Linked DNA regions of Homo sapiens: region 2 is linked to region 1. Evidence: chromatin contacts called from ENCODE Hi-C or POLR2A ChIA-PET data. All regions are on one chromosome and are shown on one strand. Each heading gives the region's core, a stretch centred on a gene start or an enhancer-like site at or near the end of the contact. The rest is flanking DNA. Distances are from core to core; before and after follow the strand shown. Region 1 holds the start of STARD6 (StAR related lipid transfer domain containing 6). Region 2 overlaps TCF4 (transcription factor 4).

Evidence for each region. Hi-C counts contacts between places; a loop is a spot of excess contacts on that map. ChIA-PET counts read pairs that join two places held with the same protein, here RNA polymerase II (POLR2A). Pooled maps may share reads with other maps.
Region 2: a map with no recorded cell type shows a loop between it and region 1 (8-fold over the local background). The contact joins the enhancer-like site here to the promoter of STARD6 in region 1. A Hi-C loop is called at or near these places in 1 of 37 single-sample maps with no recorded cell type and 2 of 50 pooled maps. POLR2A ChIA-PET finds 5 or more read pairs at or near these places in 2 of 52 experiments (B cell and WTC11).

The regions. Positions count from the first base shown.
Region 1 is chr18:54,355,846-54,359,938 of GRCh38, forward strand. STARD6 (StAR related lipid transfer domain containing 6) reads right to left here and starts at 2,013. Exons shown (of 8, transcript NM_139171.2): 1 at 1,947-2,013; 2 at 516-599. It overlaps C18orf54 (chromosome 18 open reading frame 54), which reads left to right and starts at 2,061. Exons shown (of 9, transcript NM_001288980.2): 1 at 2,061-2,230; 2 at 2,929-3,025. RefSeq lists enhancers at 2,565-3,076, 2,578-2,647.
Region 2 is chr18:55,265,493-55,269,585 of GRCh38, forward strand. The region is part of intron 11 of TCF4 (transcription factor 4); the gene reads right to left. Among named protein-coding and RNA genes, the nearest start is that of LINC01929, 140 kb to the left of the region's middle. RefSeq lists enhancers at 1,270-1,379, 2,769-2,998, 3,049-3,098, 3,710-4,093 and a silencer at 3,459-3,508. Within about 2 kb of position 2,804, at least 4 of the 41 ENCODE cell types and tissues checked have a DNase peak (open chromatin) inside an H3K27ac peak, as active enhancers do; they include B cell, where a contact is called at or near this core.

The sequences.
Region 1 (4,093 bases), core at 763-3,262:
GGAAGCTGGCAGGTAAGGTGAAAACAGAACTGGATTCAAATCCTGACTTTGTCACTTAGTACAGCTATATTATTTTGGATAAATTGCTTAACCTTTGAACTTCAACTTCCATATCTATAGAATGGGGATAATAATATCTATCTCACCGAATCATTATAAGGATTAGTTGAGTTAATATATGTAAAAATGCTTTAAACAGTGTGGAGCCCTATACTAGGTTATCAAAATAGTTAGTTTCTCTTTAAAAAAATGGACACATATAAATCCATCATTTAAAAAACTCTCCAAAGATCTGCTTCCTTAAGCACTTAAATAAACCTTCTTAAAGTTTAATTATTGGAACATTTCTTCCTTAGCTCTCACTTAAAACTCTTCAGGTTGGATCATAAATCTATTTTCTCTTATTTAATTCTCCAGCAAGGCACAACAGGTAGTTGATAGTCTCTATATTTGAAAAGTTTTAGTAAACCATTATTATAACCTCCTCTTTCCTAGCAGAGTCCTGGTTTCTTTACCTTTCCTGACAGATCTAATGCAGAATTTTAGTAACTACTGGGGCTCCTCTCCAAATCCTTGTGGAAATCTCCATATCTCTTAACCTGTGAGGAAACAAGGCAGAAGTAGAATTATTTTGATCCATGAATTAGGTCAATATATTTGATAATTTTCTTTATATCTTCTCAGTGTCCTTTATCTATACTTTGTCTTCATTAGGAAACATTTGCTACATATATGCCCCAAGATGAAAGAAAAATATAGTACAAAAAACTTTAAAAGATACTGTTTATAAAAAGAATCTTTAAGAAACTATTTTAAAGGAACTCAGTTTAAAAAGACACTTAGGTGGAACGTGGATACAAAAATTTAAGTTTTTAAGCTTACGTCACTAACAATTAACAAGGATTGTTAATCCCCGACCAGGGCTCGTCTTAGCATATAAAACACCGTTCTTGATTTCCTATTGGAAACCTACTTGATATTAATTGATCTAGAGACTTTGAAGATTATTGGGACATACCACTAGCAGGGTATGTCTTATTTTCAAATCACCAACTATTACTGCCACAATAGACCTGTGTTTAACCACTAAACTGAACGTTATAGCTTCCGGACTTTTTCATTTGCTAAGAGAAAAGGGAAGGTAAAATTTAGTAGGCTACAAAGGGTAAAAAGAAGAAAGTGCAAACAGTAAGACTACAATTGTATTACATGGTGGTGGAACGTCGGATGAGCTGGAACATATTCAGATGGACTCATGGTCAAGGATATCTTCACTCATAGGGTCAGTGGAAAATAAACATAAACCAACATTGGGATGGCCTCTTTTTTTGATACACCAATTGGTTGAAACTGGATTCCTTCCAGACTTACAGACAGGTTCACACATGTTAGTGAGTCTTTACATCTGTTTGTACAATGACCCTCTTTCTGAGCTGCCTGACTGGGTCCCCAATCCGTGCGGGGTCACTGCCATTCTTCCCTGGGAATCAAGGCTTCCTAGGAGTTTGTTAAATCCCATCCCTGGCTAAACTCGGGTCTCCAATCTCCCATCTGCTTTGTGTGTGAGAGGCTCCGGGGTGTGAGAGGAAAGGCACTGAAGAGGGAGTGAAAGAAGTGGTGAGGGGGGACTGCCTACTAGCTGAGACGATATCTTATTTTTGGCGGGGGATGCTCTGGAAGCGGGGAGGCTGAACTCACTTGGAAAAACTGGAGCTGTGGGGCAGACTCTCAGCGACCGGAACGACAGCCGCCAGCGCCCTTAAGTCTCCCTCCCCACCCAGTCCCCTCCCGCAGACCCCGGGGCCGGCTGAAGGGAGATCAGCAAGTCCCCGCGCAAACTGGCCGAGAATAGCTGTGACGGAGGTTGGAAGGGCGTGGGGGGCAGCGACTTGGATGCAGCCCACATCCCCCCATTCCCAGCCCCAGAAAGGAGGGAGAAACAGCACCTTCCAGCAGGGGTCGCGACCTAACGCTCAACAGCATCCTCTCTTCTCCGGCCGCTCCCTCATCTCCGCTCGCGCCCGGCGCCCCACTGCCGCGCATGCGCACCGCAGGCCGGCGCCATGTTGGGGCGGTTTGAAAGCGAGCGCGGGTGTCGAGCTCTGCTGTGACTGCGGAGGAAGCTGCGAGTGAGCCGAGCCTGAGGCGGGGCGGTGTCCGGGTTGGGGATGCTTTGTGGTGTCTCGCGTTGGGTAACAGGCCTGAGCTTTCGGCGGAGAGCTGTGGAAGTGTGCGGTTTTTGTTTTTGTTTTCCTTTATTTTTATTTTGGGGCCTTAGGGGTGAGTTAGGACGGAAAGGAGGGTGTCTTTTCGAGGGTTGTCCCATCCTGTGACAGCCGAGAAAAGGCGAAAGGAGAGTGGCGAGGAAAGAGGAGGAGACGTCTCCTGAGGGAGGGCGCTTGTGGAGTCTCTGTGGAAGGAAGAACACTGTAGGGGGAGTGCCCCCTGGGCGAGGGAGGGTCGCGGGACGCGGCGGAGGGGGCTCACACGGGCGTCTGCGGACCTGAGGCGGCGACAGGAAGGGGCTTGCGCTCTGGGGCTGTCGCTTCGGAACACTTCTCCTTCAGTCCATTGCTGCGCTCGCCCTGGCTGCTGAATAAATGGTTTCGGAGTGAAAAGCATCTCACTGAAGAACTTGTCTGTGTCTGTGACTGACGGGCGGTGGAACACCAAAGGGAGGGTGTCGCCTGATTGGGACTGGAAAAATTGGAATTCAGGGCGCCCGGGGTAGGGGAACGATGCGCACTGCTGGAGACGGGCGACCTTCGCTGGCCGGTCGGTGGGTTCCTGGTTTTCTGCTGCCGAGTAAACAAACGTTCCCTTTCCTAACTTAGCAGTCACAGAGCTATTTCCAAGAGTTGTTCTTAATTTCCTGTGCGATATTCCCATTGGCTATTTAACACTGAACATTCTGTTTTTGAATCAAAGTTAGTTAAAATTTGTTGTCAATAAGTTTAACATTCTGTTCTTCCGCGTGATGGATTTTCTTTTGGAGATTCGAACTGAAGCCTGTACGGAGGAAATGGTAAGATATATGGGATTTGCATGAGATATGTGGGGTTCAAAATAATCCTGTGGCTGAAGTGGGGAGAAGTGGGTGGGTCCCTACCCACTTTAGCTACAATTGGGGTCTGTTCAGCGATTGTTGGAAGCAGGATGATGAGTACATAGGGGTTTATTGAACGATTCTACTTTTGTATACTCTTTTGGGGAAAAGTTGGAAAACTTTTCATAATGAAACTTAAATTGTGCATTTTCTTTTTGTCTGTCCTGTGAGTTGAAATAACTAGTAAATGTTATCACCCACTTACGGAGACCAATACAACAGCTTTCTCTTTCAAGGTTTTGTAAAATAAAATCAGTAGCCTGTTCGGCATTCAAAGACAGAAAACATTTGGTCAGGCTTATCCAAACAAATTTACTTGAGTGAGTTTAAACTTCTTTAAATAAAAGGGATACGAAAAAGGTAAAGCTGGCTTAGTTTAGCCATTCGTCAGAGATATACCAGTATTACAGAATTCAGATAAATCAATGAGACGAAACAACTGTTACCTTATGTTCTGCCATTTGCACTGACCACGGTCAGATCTCTTGTAATGGCCATTGCATGCTCTAACGCTGTGGTAGGATGATGTTTTACTTTGTCTCTTATTTAATTAGAAAACTTTCGATGTTTTAAAGCCAAATTTAATAGTTACTAAGATTACATTAAAAGTTGTTATAACAAATATTTCTAAAATTATAGCCAAAAATTAAACATTATAACATCATAGCATATGTTAAGTCCTCAACATTAATACTTTTTTAGTATAGGAAATCCATTCATTTAATTTTAAAAAGAATGTCATCATGGACTGAATTAGTGCCGGTTCGTTCTGTGATTTCTTAGGTTTTCAAATATACATCCTGTTACTGTACTGAGGTAGACAGGGATTCTCTCAATTTTAATAATGGAAAAACAGAAGAACACATTGAGTTGATTTTCACATTATTTAAGCTTCCTTTGAAAGAGGTGAGCTGAATCCATTTAACATAAGAATTGAAAATAGGGAGGGTGGTACCAAAAACGAAGGTCAGGAAATGATTAACTATT
Region 2 (4,093 bases), core at 1,554-4,053, 910 kb after region 1:
GATCGTGCACAGGAAATGGAGGAGATTTAAATCAAACTAGTTTATTGTTCTCTGCTGGTGGTCTTGGTAACTAAGATGCCTTCACATTGCTGGATACAATTCTTATTACTCTTATGCTCTGTGCTTGTTCATCGCCTGACTACTTCAAGGCTCAATATTCTTGTAAAATATAAAGTGAACATTATGTGACTACTCTAATAATAAAATTACTGTGAAACCAAGTCCTCAAAGAGAAAAGGACATAATGTTTCTACTAGACAAGCCACATACTAACATGTCATTCGAAGTTAAAGTTCTAAGCCAGATTAATTCATGAACCAGATAGATATTCCAGGGTAATCTTTAGCATATGGTGTATTAAATCAATCTTGGTAGTCTGTTCCTTCAACCCTGTTTGGTTTGAGGTTTAAAAACGTGGAAAAGACCACGTATTAGAATGCAGGCCAGTTAAAGACTAATAAAACAATAATAGTTATTATAACCATTATGTTAGTTATATGACCAGTTCTCTCTGAGGGCAAGGGAGTGTGTGTAGCCTCAAACCACAAAGGGTCACACCCTGTGAATGTATACAGATGGTATGTCCCAATGGGGAGACGACGCATTCTCACCCTTGAGCAGTCTCAGTGGTCTGTGCTATGGTAGGAGGTCCTCTTACTTCTTTCCATCAGGAAGGGCTACTGGATATTATTGCAAATAGGAAGGAAGTATGTGGCTAACCAAATGTGTATGGTTAATATCCTGCAGACATTCCTATTCTCTATAGCTGGTATCTAATAACTTACTACACTTCCTCCTCCGTATGTATGCTCAGATGCAGAGGCACTGAACTGCACTGCTTCTGAGAATACCCAGTGGCATAACATTGAAAAAGTTTGAAGAACTGAGTAGAAGGTGCTGATGCTGGTAACTCCCAAAGACCCCTGACAGCTTCTTTCCTTAACTGGGTGCGCCACCAGCTGAACTACTGTGAATCCATGCTGTGTCCCATACATTATATTCCTCTAATTGGAGGGCTAATTAGATGACCTTTTCAATTCAGAAAGGTCTAATATGATCTCCAGAGTTTGCCAGCAAGGCTTGAGAAAAGTAGTGGACTGTATGCAATGAGTAAAATACCTTGTTCTACAATTCTCTTGAAAATCCATGGATGAATGTGTCATGAAAAAAAAAAAATCTCTCATTAATGTAATCCAAGTAAGCTTTATCCTTCTTATGGATTTCTCAAAAAATGATATTGGGTATTATAGGGCAAAAGAAAACAAAACAAGAAACACCTGGTCACTCCCCCAAGCCAAACAAACAGCAAACCTCAGTGGGCATCTTCCACCTTTGAGATGCAGAGAACAGAAGAAGAAAGGGAATGTGGTTACAGAGAGGTTCCCTTCCGAGAGTTCTAGAGCTTGTATCTCACCCCACATGCACTGCGTTGTTCTAGTGTCAGTTCAGGACAACTGCTGACCACCAGAAAGACATATTATAACATGACACTGAGACGAAGGGCAGCAGCCCTCTTCTGAACTGAAAAAGCAGCTTCCTAAGACATCAACACCATGTATGAAAAGACTGCACTGTCTTGCAACTTTTTACCAGGAAAACGTGAAAAATGTGATGTCCATGTGTTAGTGCTCGAACCCCATTCTTAAGGCATTAGTATTGCTTACAGTCATTTTCTACAGAATCGTGTGTAATCTCAAACATGTGTCAGGCTATGTGTTCCCTATTTGCCAATTATTTAATTAGCTCTGTTTGTTCTTTGAGATACAGGCAACGTAATATTTCTTTACTTCCTGCGTTTCAGAATGAGTGAGTATATGCCAAATATTTTCAAAAGTCTGCAGATGTATCCTATTAATCCATACTGTTTGTTAGGGTAGTATCACTAACATCAGAAGAGAAAGCTTCTCTTCTTGTTATACAGACACGCTGCCATCACTGACTTCTACCACACTCAAAAAATCAAACCAAAGCCTAAGAGAACTTAAGTGTGAAAAAACATGGGCCACTCAGACATCACGCAATACTAAGGCTTATTATGCTTAAATTTTCCTCTGCATTTTCACGTACGCAATTGGTGAACATATTATTTTAAAGAAAAACATTCTAGAATGTTCTCCCTTAAAGTAACCTTAAAGTAATATCTGTATCTATGCATAATAATAAAGGTTTGCTCCTCCAAAATGCTGAATTACCATGTCTACCTATTTCCTTAAAGATTATGCATCTTTTTCTCATTCCGCTAGTGGATTTTGACAAGTGCATCCATTATTGTAAAATAATGTATGAAATAAATTTCTAAAAAGCCCTTTTCTGGGTTCTAAAAATCTCATACTTTTGTTTTTAAATTATAGCTCCTTTATTATTGTCAAGACCCTTAAATAAGGCCCTATGGTTTTTAACAAGTTAAGTCTATTCTCAGCATATAGAAGTCACCTATTGCTCCACTCTGGCTAGACCAACAAGTAGATTCTCCTGTTCATCCACAAACTAATGAAGATGACCAGCTAAAACCAAGCAAAACTCATTCCCACTGAGAGCTGTGGCTAAGCTGTCTACAGCTCATGGAGATAACCACCCTATTTCCTGATATGTCCCTTCCAAGTCATAGTGCCTCTCTCTCAAGAGGACTGTTTTGCAAATCAATCAGAAAAAGTTTTTTTTCAAACAGAGCCTAAGTATGTTTTCCTCAACTCAAGGTTCTGCTCCACCTTCATACCTTCCTAAAAAAGAAAATTACTCAAACCACAAGTAGACAGGAAATCTGTCTTGTAAAAGGATGAATGACCGGTCATCCTTCTTTATAACCAGACCTCATGACTGCAGAAAGGGGCTTTCCATTTGTCAAACCACACTGAAGTGAAATATGCTTTTCTCACTCTTTCAGTTCTGCACTGCTTTCTTTCTTCTTGTTTTTCAAATCTGCCAAAACTGCATTGATAGCTAACAAACTTCCCCATGTGACCTCTGTCTGTAGCTCTCCAAGGTCAAACTGATGCAACATATTTGTAGAAGCTTGGTTAGGAAAAGTTAAAAAAAATGGAAACTCTCTCCTCAATTTGCTTCTTAGACAGGATAGCGGAGTGGAGAGGCTGCGAGATAGCTCATCTCAAGTGTGAGATATATTATTGAATACGCAGGGAGGGCATTATTGAGGCAGAAATTATATTTCCAACATTTCAAAACACATCTCTCCTCCAACATCAAAAACTTTCCTACATAAGTGATTCACGCCACTTCCCCAAATTCTACACACTCTCTAAAGAAAACAAGTGCAAAGAGCTAAGAGGACTCAACAGCAGCATTATTCTGTTGCGCCATCTTCTCTCAAAGACATACACTGAGTATTCTCCCCACCGACGCTCTGACAGTGACATTCAGGCCAAGCAAGGAGTTAGTTTGAGCTATAACCGCAGAAAGTGACTACCTGAGAAGTCTGAGGTTTTAATAAGACCCTGGGGCACTAAGCTGTGCTGCTCATCTGAACAACAAGGTGTCAAAGCTGGTTCAGAAGCAGGTAGCTATCTCCCCACCAACTCCACCTCTTCCCTCCAGGGGCAGCTGGACATCCAGCCCAGTTCATTCCTCAAAGTGGGAATACTGACTGGGGAACCACCTATGGAAAAGACTACAGTGAACATCACAAGAAATGAGAGGATGATGGCTCAGTTCATGGGAACAGCATTCTTCTTGGACCTTAACTCATTAGTAAATGTCCTTGGTAAAAATTAATTAATTAATTAATTTAAAAAAGCAGCAAATAATTTCTGGCCAACTGATGCCCACGCATCTCCTCTCTCATAAGTGAACAAATACTTCTTCCCCTCTGAGGGACTCCACAGTGTCACATTCTCCAGGAGATTAACCTCATGTAGTTATTAGCAGTCACCTGAGAATTTCACATTAACCAGTCCTCGGAAGACAGTGGCACATCATGGATAAGAGCCTAGCACAATGACTGGAATTTTGGGAAGTGGTCAATAACTACCATTAAGAGCTATTCTGCTTTGTAGCTCACTAGTCACTGATGGCTCATCTTATGACTTTGTTCACTCTTTTTGAATGTGAGGAACAAGATAGTTTTGGTCTGTTTGAA